Linked DNA regions of Homo sapiens: region 1 is linked to region 2. Evidence: chromatin contacts called from ENCODE Hi-C or POLR2A ChIA-PET data. All regions are on one chromosome and are shown on one strand. Each heading gives the region's core, a stretch centred on a gene start or an enhancer-like site at or near the end of the contact. The rest is flanking DNA. Distances are from core to core; before and after follow the strand shown. Region 1 overlaps TLK1 (tousled like kinase 1). Region 2 has its middle 52 kb from the start of TLK1.

The links. A loop is a pair of places that touch in the nucleus more often than their neighbours do. ChIA-PET counts read pairs that join two places held with the same protein, here RNA polymerase II (POLR2A). Pooled maps may share reads with other maps.
Region 1: a loop to region 2 is called in a pooled map, with 2.2 times the contacts of the local background. The contact joins two enhancer-like sites. A Hi-C loop is called at or near these places in 4 of 50 pooled maps. POLR2A ChIA-PET finds 5 or more read pairs at or near these places in 3 of 52 experiments (OCI-LY7, activated CD4-positive, alpha-beta T cell and naive thymus-derived CD4-positive, alpha-beta T cell).

The regions. Positions count from the first base shown.
Region 1 is chr2:171,084,937-171,091,023 of GRCh38, reverse strand. The region is part of intron 2 of TLK1 (tousled like kinase 1); the gene reads left to right. Among named protein-coding and RNA genes, the nearest start is that of TLK1, 73 kb to the left of the region's middle. Within about 2 kb of position 4,628, at least 5 of the 41 ENCODE cell types and tissues checked have a DNase peak (open chromatin) inside an H3K27ac peak, as active enhancers do.
Region 2 is chr2:171,209,331-171,215,607 of GRCh38, reverse strand. It overlaps a transcript of TLK1 not described here. Among named protein-coding and RNA genes, the nearest start is that of TLK1, 52 kb to the right of the region's middle. Within about 2 kb of position 4,632, at least 6 of the 41 ENCODE cell types and tissues checked have a DNase peak (open chromatin) inside an H3K27ac peak, as active enhancers do.

The DNA of each region.
Region 1 (6,087 bases), core at 3,379-5,878, 120 kb after region 2:
GCAACTCTGTCTAATAGAAGTTTCTGATATGATGGCCATCTTTTGTATCTGTATGGCCTAATAGTAGCCACTGGCCACATGTGGCTACTGAGGATTTAAAATATGGCTAGTGCGACTGAGGAAATTAATTTTCAATTTAATTTTAATAGTTTCTTAGTAAAAAACTATTGTGTCTGCTAGTTTAAATATTGTTCTTTTTACTAAACTTTTGGCAACATTACCAATAAAAAGCCTTATAAAGTGGAGTTATAGTGGAGCTAGGAAAGATATTTTTATTGATAGAGAATGAATTCTGGTATAAAAAGCATTAAGAATAAATGAGTGCTTATCTATGGGGAAATATTACCAGCTTTAGTCTCCAAAGAATTAATACTGAAATTTAACCTTTTTAAATACATGATTTTAGAAAGTGAATACCTAGGAAAATCCCAAGGATTTGATGACTTTGTAGCAAAAAACCGTTCAAATAAATAGCATAGGCGATAAGTAGTTCTCTTCCTCACTACATTTAGAATAATGCACAAATCATAAGTACACTCAATGAATGTTCACAAACTGAACACAGTGATGTAAGCAGCACTCATATCAAGAAATAAAGATTATCCCCATAACATGATTATGATCTAGAGAAAAATCACAAGGAATCTAAAAATAATTAAAACTAATAAGTAAATTAGTTAAGGTCATTGATTATAAATCATATATTAAAACCAGTTATATTTTCTGCATATCAACAACAAATAAGTAGAAAGTAGAAAATGAAGTTTTAGAAAGGTACCATATACAGTATTAAAAATTGTTAATATAAATATGTTATTAAATCTTTATAATAAAAATATAAGTTGAAATAAATCTTACAAAAGATACTCAAGACATCTTCACTGAAAACTGTAAAACAGTGAAATCAGAAAAGGCCTTAGTAAATGAGATGCAATATTCAAATATTGGAAGACTCAATGTTATAAAGCTATCAGTTCTTACTAAATCGATTTGTAGCTTCAGTGCAATACCAATTAAAATCCCAGCAGGATTTTGGGGAGGGTGGAAAGTAACAAGCTGATTCCAAAATTATATAAAAATGTAAAGACCAAGAATGGTCTAGGCAGCCTTAAAGGACAATAACAGAGCTGGGAGAATTATACTACTAGATATCAAGAATATTTTGTGGTATTATTGATAAAATTAAACCAGGCACGGTGGCTTGTGCCCGTAATCCCAGCTACTTAAGAGGTTGAACGGGAGGATCACGTGAGCCCAGGAGTTCGAGGGTGCAGTGAGCTATGATCATGCCACTGCACTGCACTCCAGCCTGAGTGACAGAGCAAGACCTGGTCTCTTAAAAAATAAAGAGAAAGTTAGTTATTAAGTCAGTCTGATATTGACATGGATAGAAAAATAGACCAATGAAAGAGAATAAAGTCCAGCAGTAGACCCATCTGTAAATAGTAACTTGATCTATGACAAAGGTGATATTGCAGTGCAGTGGGAAAGAGTTGATCGTTAAAATAGATGTGCTGTATCAATTGGATATCTATAAGGGAAAATAAATAACTCTTCACTTTGAACTCTTATCATGATAGAAAAATCAATTTCAAGTAAATTGTAGATTTAAATGGGAAAGGTAAAGCAATAAAACTTTAATAAAATGAATAGACTGTCTTCATTACCTTAGATTGGCAGAGATTTCATAAATAGGTTCCAAAAGGCAGTAGCCAAGAAGAAAAACATTTGATAAATGTAACTACGTTGAAATGACACAGTAAGGTGTGAAAAGGCAAACCATAGATTCATGTCCTGAATATGGAAAGAATTCCTACAAATCAAGAAGGAAAAGACACACAATTCATGTTCATAATTTCAAAGCCAGGCCAAATGTGGTGTCTCACTCCTGTAATCCCAGCACTTTGGGAGGCCAGGAGTTCGAGATCAGCCTGGCCAACATGGCGAAACCTTGTCTCTACCAAAAATACAAAAAGTAGCCGGGCATGGTGGCACATGTCTGTAATCCCAGCTACTCAGAAGGCTGAGGCAGAATCACTTGAGCCCGGAAAGTGGAGTTTGCAGTGAGCCAAGATCATCATAGGATCAGGGAGACTTTTGTGTCTGTCCTGTGTTTGAGCTATTTCATGTATCCCATATCTTCTCTTTCTTGCTTTATTTCTTTGTTTTTGGTGGAGCAGATTCTCTGGTTGCTTCTTGAGGAAAGATATATGGGTAGTGAAATTTTTGAGACCTTGCATATTTTCCTCCTCCCACTTTGTTTTTAGTGTATCTGACGGGTAGAATTCTAGGTTGGAAATCATTTTCTCAGAATTTTGAAGGCATTGTTCCATTGTCTTCTAGCTTCCAGTGTTACTGTTGCACACTCCAATGCCATTCTGATTCCTGATTCTTTGTAAATACTCTATTTGTTCTTCCCTCGAAGCTTTTATTTAGGAGCTTGTGTTTGTCTCTAGAATTTGAAATTATTTATTCTGATGTATCTTGGTTTGGTTTTCTTTAAGCCATTGTGCTTGATTTTTTAAAAATGTGTCTTTCCAATCCAGAAACATGCTTTCCAGTTCTGGAAGAATTTTTTGAGTGATATTGGACTTTGTTCATATCTGTGCATTAGGCACTTAAACACTTACTGGAAACTGTGTAACTGGGCAGGGTTTACTGACTGATGGATGGGTTTTGTTTTTTGGGGTGTTTTTGATACAGGGTCTCAGTCGCTCAGGGTGGAGCGCAGTGGCACTGTCACAGCTCACTGCAGCCTCTATCTCCTGGGCTCAAGTGATCCTCCTACCTTAGCCTCCTGAGTAGCTGGGACTGCTGGTACATGCTACCACATCTGGCTAATTTTTTTTTTCCTCTGTAGGGACAGGGTTTCACCATGTTGCCCAGGCTGGTCTCAAACTCCTGGGCTCAAGCCATCCGTCTACTTCAGCCCCCCAAAGTGCTGGGATTATAGGTGTGAGCCACCATACCCAGCCATGGATGGGTTTTGCAGTAGGATGATCTAGTTAAGTCATTTCTCTGAGGGACTTATAGAATCTCCCAGAGAGAGATTTTTATCATCTCATACCTGTGGAGTAAAAGCTTGGCTGCTAACTTTTTAGAATTGAGAACAAGAAAGGGCCTAAGGGTCTCTTTAGTGTAGACTTTCTACTTAACCTTCTCTGTTTTCTCAGCTGTGCCTTATGCATCTTAGTACAGAGTTCTCCTAGCTCACTATTTCCAGAGTGAAGTTGGCCTCCAGCATTTATGATGACAAGTCAACTGTTACTTTTATCCTTTTTTGTTCTCATGTGTACTTTCTCCAGCTGCTTTCAAGATTGTTTTCTTTATCTTTGGTTTTTCAGCAGTTTGACTATGATGTGCGTAGGTGTGGTTTTCTTTGTAGTTATCCTGCTTGGGAGATTGAGTGAACTTCAATCTGTAAATTAATGTCTTTGCCAAATTTTGGGATTTTTCTGGCTGTCATTTTTTCAAATATTTTTTTCTGCATATTTTTCTCATTTTATGACCCCAGTTACATGTATCTTAGACTGCTTCATGGTGTCCAACAGACACTATTTTTCAATATTTTTTTCTCTGTTCTTTAGTTTGAGTAATTTCTCTTGACCTATCTTCAGTACTCTTTTTCCATTCTTCTGTTAAGCCCATTCAGTAAGTTTTCTATTTTAGAGAGTGAAATTTTCAGTTGTAGAATTTACGTTCAGCTCTTTTTACGGTTTTTATTTGTCTGCTGAAATTTCCAATCTTGTCGTTTGAGCTACTTATATTAGCTGCTTTATGTTATTTATTTGCTGATTCCAAATCTGTGTTACTTCATGATTAGTATCTATTGATTGTCTTTCCTCTTGAGTATGGGTCACTTTTTCTTGTTTCTTCATATGATTACAAATTTTTATTGTATCCTCCACGCTGTGAATGACACATTACAGTGACTTTGGAGACTGTTTTTTGTTTGTTTTTCTTTGTTTTAGGAGGCAGTTAACTTGGCTAGACTGAAATTTAAGCTATGTCTCCCTGCAGAGGGCAGCACTGACATCCCTGCTAGTTGTTTTAGTCTTATCTAGGCTGCTTATCGTCTGCTCCGTTTTTGCATAGATCACTGACCAGCCAAAGAAGTAGGCAGAGTTAATATGCAGAATTTGGGACTCTCCCTTTGTGGATCTTTATTTTCCAGCGTATCCCTCCTTACTTTGCAGCCTCTTTGGAAGCTTGAAACTCTTGTTTTTCAAGCCAGTAAGACTAAAGATTTTGATCTGGGTTTCAACTGCTGTTTGTGCAGCTCTGATCTCCGGGACCTTCCCCTCAGCAAAAGCTGTAAAAACAGGAAACCTACCCAGATCTATTCCCTTCTTCTCCTCTTCTTTTTTTTTCTGTTTTTTTTTTTTGTTTGTTTTTTTTGAGACGGAGTCTTGCTCTGTTGCCCAGGCTGGCATATAGTGGTGCGATCTCTGCTCACTTTAACCTCTGTCTCCCAGATTCAAGCATTTCTCCTGCCTCAGACTCTCTAGTAGCTGGGATTACAGGCATGCGCCATGACGCCTGGCTGTTTTTTGTATTTTTAGTAGAGACGGGGTTTCACTATGTTGGCCAGGCTGGTTTTGAACTTGTGACCTCAAGAAGTCTGCCTGTCTAGGCCTCCCAAAGTGCTGGGATTACAGGCGCGAGCCACTGCACCCAGCCTCTGTTCCCTTCTTCTAAGTGTTGTCTTGTACTTAGATTCTGCCTACTTTTGGTTCAGGTAGTGGCTTTTTTAAATCCTTTTTTTCCAGGATTTATATATAGTTATCTGTAGAAAATAAGGTATTCTGTTTTTACTGGTGGTGGAATCTTATTCATCTACCTACCTACTTATATTTTTATTGTTTGTTTTAAAAGATAAAAATATTTCATGAATTTTTATTGATATTTCCTATTCAAACTCAGGATTATAAGGTTTTTTTCATATGCATCTTTATACTGTGAATTATGAAATTCGAAGATACGAAGCAGAGGATAGAATTGGATATCCCTTAATTATTTTACTTTATTCTGTATTTCACACACATAGCTGTCTCAAAATAACATTAGCACAGTGAACAAAGTGGGTACTGAAAACAATTATTTTGTGTATGCTTTCCATCCCCTAGTTTTAAAAATACTGTACTATTAACTTTGCATGCATTTAGTCATTAAATATTATATCCTCTCCCTTGTCATTATCATTTAATCTTGATCAACAATAAGTCATATTATTGCTTGCCTTCAGTTCTTAGACTGGTAAACTATTCATTTTGGTTGTCTTAAGCTTGTTCTGTAGTAGATTCTTTAGGAAGGGCTCATGGGAGCAGGGTTCCCTAATTGCTTGCATTTTTGGTAACCGTTTATCTATGCTTTCCATGTGTTTAAAATGGATTTTACTGAATATAAAACACTTTGCTTTTATTTTCTTTCCTTGAATAGCTTATGTCACTCCATTTTTGTCTGGCATAAAGTGTTTGCCTTTGATGTTCGCTTTCTGGGTTGTTATTCCTAGGTGTGCATGGTGCTCTGTCAGTAGTTTCAATTTTTTTAATTGAACATTTAAAAAACAACAACTGACAACAAGAGACTGACAACTGAAAATGTCAGAGACATTTTTTTTTCTTTTTTTTTTTGAGATGGAGTTTTGTTCTTGTTGCCCAGGCTGGAGTGCAATGGTGTGATCTTGGCTCGCTGCAACCTCTGCCTCCCAGATTCAAGTGATTCTCCTGCCTCAGCCTCCCAAGTATCTGGGAATTACAGGTGTGCACCATCACGCCTGGCTAATTTTGTATTTTTAGTAGAGACAGGGTTTCACCATGTTGGTCAGGCTGGTCTCGAACTCCTGACCTCAGGTGATCTGCCCGCCTCCGCCTCCCAAAGTGCTGGGATTACAGGCATGAGCCACTGTGCCCAGCCATCAGAGACATTTTCTTGAATTACAGTTTTTACTATTTTCTGGCTTTAGTAGTTTTTAGGGTCTTCTGTTATCTGTATATTGATCTTTGTTGCTTCATCATCAGCTGTAGCTTACTCTCAAATACTTTTCATCTCTTCATTTCTTTTGATTTCAAAAATGTCCCTGTTTTT
Region 2 (6,277 bases), core at 3,383-5,882:
TATATATATAATTTAAATTTCCTTTGGTTCCTTTTGGATTTCAACTTAAAATGACCTGTAGGCTCTATCAGAGTAAGAGCAATACATCACCGTGCCTGTCTTGGACATTCTTAAAGCAGATTTGCTCTGCCTAGTGTGACCTAACTCCAGCCACAGCAGAGCCTGAATGCAGACTTGATTCCCTCAGATCGCTGAGGAAAAAGAGCATCACAACTGACAAGACTTGGAGAAGAGCACTCTGTTCTGTATTTGTGTTGGAAACTAAACACAATAAGCCATCCTCTTTCCTATGAAACTGAATGTTAGTGTCTTTATGTAGGTGGAGTGGAAGGTGAGGTGGAGAGGATACTGAAAGAGTTGAGAGAGAGAGTGGGCACGGCGGCTCACGCCTGTAATCCCAGCATTTTGGGAGGCTGAGGTGGGCAGATCACTTGAGCCCAGGCATTTGAGACTAGCCTGGGCAACATAGCAAGTGCCCGCCTCTACAAAAACTACAAAAATTAGCCAGGTGTGGTGTTGCCAACCTGTAGTCCCAGCTACTCGGGAGACTAAGATGGGAGGATTGCTTGAACCCAGGAGTTAGAGGTTACAATGGGCCATGATCATATGACTATACACCAGCCTGGGAGACAGAGCAAGGCCCCGTCTCAAAAAAAAAAAGAAAAGAGTTGAAAGAGAACATGATTGCAGGCGGAGTCAGGCTTCAGTTGCTGAATCAAGGCCCATTGTCTTGACTCACTTAAACATCACAGAATTCTTTAGCTGGAAGACCTTGAGGGGTTACTAATTCAGGAGTTGAAGCAAAGTATAGAAAGTAATTTGTTAGAAATAATAAAAGTGCAGCTTATGACTGATTGATTAATTACTAAATTCCAGGGGATTCTAAGTTCTTATCATACATTGGTCCTCAAAGTATGGTTCTTCCAAGACCAGCAACTTCGCATCACCTGGGAACTTAATAGAAATGCAAATTTTTCAGCCTCACTGCAGACTTAACTGAATCAGAAATTGTAGGGTGGGGCCTGGCAACCAATGATTAACAAGCCCTCAAGGCGACTCTGATGCCCACTCCAGTTTGAGAACCACTGTTAAAATTGTATCAATTTAACACACCTGGCATTCAGGTGTGCTTTATCAAGGGAGTACGAATGGGTGAAGTTGTATACAACTAGTGCCTGGGGACTGGGGCACAGAGAGCCATGCATGCGCACATGTCATTCTCAGATGTCCCATTAGGATAAAGACAGACAGTTAGTGACCTTATCTAGACCCCATTGTAGAGATTAAGAAGCTGAGGTGCAGAAGGGTTACGTGACTCACCCAAGCCGTATGGATACTAAGAGGCAGAGAAGACACTAGGTCCCACCTTGCCCAGCTCAGAATTTTCTTTTGTCTTTTTTCTTGAGACAGGATCTCACTCTGTTGCCCAGGCTGGAGTGCAGTGGCTTGATAAAGCTCACTGCAGCCTTGAGCTCCTGGGCTCAAGCAATCTTCCTTCCTCAGCCTCCCGAGTAGCTGAAACTACAGGCATGTGCCACCATGCCCGGCTAATTTTTTTTTTTCATTAAAAATTTTCTAAAACTATTCACCAGAGTCTGAAAGAAGATGATGGCTGCTAGAGGTGAGCTCCACACTCCTCAAGAAAGATATGGCTGGAGTTTGAGACCAGCCTGGTCAACATAACAAGACCTCTTCTCTAAAAAAAAAATTTTTTTTAAATTGCTGGGCATGGTGGCATGTGCCTGTAGTCCCAGCTACTTGGGAGGCTGAGGTGGGAGGATCATTTGAGCCCAGGAGTTTGAGGCTACAGTGAGCCATGATCATGCCATAGCATTCTAGCATGGGTGACAGAACTAGACCTTATCTCTAAAAAAATATAAGCCTCAAACTCCAGGGGTCAAGTGATCCTCCCACCTCAGCCTCCCAACTAACTGGGACTACAGGTGCATGCCATCATGCCCAGCTAATGTTTTTTTACATGTTTTTGTAGAAAGTAATTCTTACTATGTTGCCCTCCCGCCTCAGCCTCCCAAAGTGTTGGGATTATAGGAATGAGCCACCGGGCCCAAACTAAAATAAATTTTTTTTTTTAAAAAAAAGATATAGGCCTGGCATGGTGGCTCATAGCTGTAATCCTGGCACTTTGGGAGGTCGAGGTGAGAGGACTGCTTGAGCCCAGGAATTCAAGATCCACCTGGGCAATACTGTGAAACACTGTCTCTACAAAAAATACATAAATTAGCTGGGCACGGTGGTGCATGCCTGTAGTCCCAGCTACCTGGCAGGCTGAGGTTGGGAGGATCACCCGAGCCCAGGAGGTCGAGGCTGCAGTGAGCCATGATTGTCATGCCACTGTACTCCAGCCTGGGCAAAAGACCCTGTCTCAAAAAAAAAAAGAAAAGAAAAGAAAAGAAAAAGAAAGATATGGCCTGATATAGAGCCCTGTAGTCTAGCGGAGCCAGACTTGGAATTCACCCATTAGCAAAACCTTTTGGAGATAAAAATATTTTTTCTAAAAAAAAATTTTTTTAGAAAAGGCTTTATAACTTTTCACTTTGGTAAGAAGGACAATTTTACAAAGTAATGTCTACTCTGGCCATAATTTCATAAAGGAGATGACTTTTTTCATAGCAAAGATGTAGATCAGATATGAAATTAGGATAAAACAAGTTTTTTCATGTTAAATACATTTTGCTTGTTTTTTTTAAAAAAAAACAAAACGCTTTTTGCTGTTTTCCTCTTATTTCTTCATGTGCACAGAGCACTAAAACTAAAATGCTGTGTACAATCATAGGAAGCTCAAATATCTTGCTAAAGACCCCTGATTAACAGGGGCTCTGACTGCCTGCCTTACCCCAAATGCAAGCTCTCATCACTAAGTAGGCATTTAATAAATGTCCTTTGATGATAAAAATTATGAGGACAGAGTGGGTTTATAATTTTTTTTACAGTTAAGAAATTACATGCTAGAGGTAGAAAGGACTTAAATTTCTTTTCCGAAGTCACACAACCAGTTTTAAAAGGAGCCGGTGCTGGAACTGAAGTCTTCTATCTCCTGGTTCCAAATCCTTTTCCCTTAGACTCCACTGACATTGATAAAGGACGTCTAAAATGATGTCCCTTATTTCCTTAGGGGGAACATGTTTATTTACCCAGGCAAAGGTATAATGAAATCAAACATCAAGGACCTATTACCAGATATAAAGATAACATCAACTGAACAGATGTTGGGAAAATTGGGGGTGTCAGGTTAAAGTTGCAAAAAGGCAGCATAACAGGGAGTGAAGCTTGGGGGCGGTGGGGGAGGTGAAGGAGGGGGCGGCAAGGGGTGAGGGTGGGGGCAGGGGAGCCAGGAATGTTTCTCTATGATAAAACAGCTGCTGGAGTGGCCAGGCTGAGCTTATGCAGATGTTAATTGATTTCTGGAGGTCCGGAAAGGCTTGTTAGACAAGCTTTAAAACGAGAGGAGGCCAGGCATGGTGGCTCACGCCTGTAATCCCAGCACTTTGGGAGGTAGGTGGATCACCTGAAGTCAGGAGTTCGAGACCAGCCTGGCCAAAATGGTGAAACCCTGTCTCTACCAAAGTACAAAAAATTAGCTGGGCGTAGTGGTGCATGCCTGTAATTCCAGCTACTCGGGTGACTGAGGCAGGAGAATCGCTTGAACCCAGGAGGCAGCGGTTGCAGTGAGCCGAGATTGCACCACTGCACTCCAGCCTGGGTGACAGAGTGAGACTCTGTCTTGAAAAAAAAAAAAAGAGGCCGGGCACAGTGGCTCACGCCTGTAATCCCAGCACTTTGGGAGGCCGAGGCGGGTGGATCACGAGGTCAGGAGTTCGAGACCAGTCTGACCAACATGGTGAAACTCCATCTCTACTAAAAATACAAAAATTAGCCTGGCGTGGTGGGGTGCGCCTGTAATCCCAGCTATTCAGGGGGCTGAGGCAGGAGAACCACTTGAACCCGGGAGGCGGATGCTGCAGTGAACCAACATCGCGCCATTGCACTCCAGCCTGGGCGACAGCGCAAGACTCTAATCTCAAAAAAAAAAAGCATCCATTTAACTCAGATATCACTAGATACATTTATGACTGAGTGTAGTCTGTGCAAAATAGCATTGAACAATTACACTTTTGTATGCACCTCAATGAAGTATCTTTGTATATTATATTTCTGGTGTATTAAATAAGTATAGGGTAAGCCATGCATCTTAGGTGAGTTCAACTACACAAGAAAAGAAAGAGGAAGTGAACTTACCGTGACAAACGGTTTGATATAATTCGTGGTGAAAACCAAAAGGCTTCCTACAACCCAAACCGGTTATAGAAAGGGAGCCAGTAAAAGTAAGTAATAAAACAATGCTTGTTTAAATTTTTGTCGCATGAAAGGCTCTACAGCAATGTAAACTGTGTTACAGGCACTAACATTCTTGTAGGATTCGAGGTCTCTGAATTGTTGAGCATCTGTCTTCAGAGTGCTTTTTAGTATCTAAGAATGTAACATGGGGCAGGAAGCAGAGAAATCAACCAAAAGTAAGGTTTTCATGTGCCCAAAGGATGTCACCGCAAAGATCATAGGAGATAATGTGGACATATCTGAAGAAGTGCCTTCTGGGCTGGCTGCTTATGACTGCTGTCCCTGGCACATCCGGCTGTATATACCTGCTGGCTGAAGTTACTCTCTCAGCCTCCTGGATATATTCAGCTTCAAATGCAGCTTCCCTTCTCCCTCCTGGTAACAGTCAGAGAAGCCTAGATCCTGTTATCAGTTCCTAGATTTCTTCTCAACATTTCACGGCATTCTCTCAATGAATTAACCTTGCCCTAATTTAATTAGCCGGCAAATTCTCCCTTGTAAATTGTCCTAGTTTAGTTTAGTCTCTAGGTGGTTCAGATATAAGGATGTTGCAATACAATGCAAAAAAGTCAGAGTCCGAAGTGTCCGTGAACATTAAGACTGGGTGTTTGTTTGTGTGTTTGTTTTGTTTGACTTTGTTTTTGCACAGGGCATTGTTTTTGTTTACTGTGGTGCTTAGCCCATTGGATGTATTAATTGGATATACTAGTCAGAGATTTTTCTGATTACGTCTGAAATCGAAATTCTTTTCTTTCGCAAATACTTGCCTAGATGTGGTCTTGGTGGGGAGCAGCCCCAGCCAGGGCTATTACACTTAAAGGGAAGATACTGACCATGGCTGGGTGTGGTGGTATGTGCCTGTAGTCCCAGCTACTCAGGAGGATTGCTTGAGCCCAGGAGTTCATTCTCTCCTATAGCCGCATTCTAGCCTAGGCAACATAGTGAAACCCTTGTCTCCTATAAAAAAAAAAAATAATAAAAAAAGAACGTGAAGGTGTGAGTGGCATTATAACCTTATTTCTCTTTCAGAGGGGCCGCTATAATACACACCTTGGTTGCCACATTCCAGTTCAGCTCTATTCATCTAAAAATAATCAGTTGCTTGGCTGATCATGGTACTATAATGACATTCAAATTCAGAACAGTAATACAACTTTTTAACATAAGGAAAATGTAAATAAACATAAATGAAGACATGACACTGTATTTTGATTTACCTGATTAGCTAATAGGAGGTACAAAACAGGCATTCCCATACACTGCCTGTGCCTACAAGCTCCTGGAAATTTTGAGAATGTGTATCAGTATTGTCATTAGTTTGCTAGGGCTGCGGTAACAAAGTTTCATGGATTGGGTAGCTGAAATGACAAAAATTTATTTTCTTTCAATTCTGGAGGCTAGAAGTCCAAGACCAAGGTGTAGGCAAGGTTAGTTTCTTTCAAGATCTCTCTTCTTGGCTTGTAGATGACCGTTTTCTCTCTGTCTTCATATGGTCTTCACTTCGTACATATTCTGTGTCCAAATTTCCTCTTCTTATAAGGACTCCAGGCATATTGGATTAGGGCTCACCTAATGACCTCACTGTAACTCATTATAATTACCTCCTTAAAGATCATATCTTCAAATACAGTCACATTATGAGATATGGGAATTAGGACTTCAACAAATAGACTTACAAAAGGACACATTACTGCGTCAGATTTTGTAAACTATACTAAAGAAATAAATATAATTTCTTAGGTTATAGGAGTATATATTACTTTCTTATAACCTGCTTTTCTTACCCAATATATATTTGAACATTTCTGTGTATATTTAAACACTTACAATATAAATTTTCATCGCTATCTAGCATTCTATCACATAGATACCTAATAATTTATTTAGCAGTCCTAACTTAAACTTAATTTTTTGAATAAGA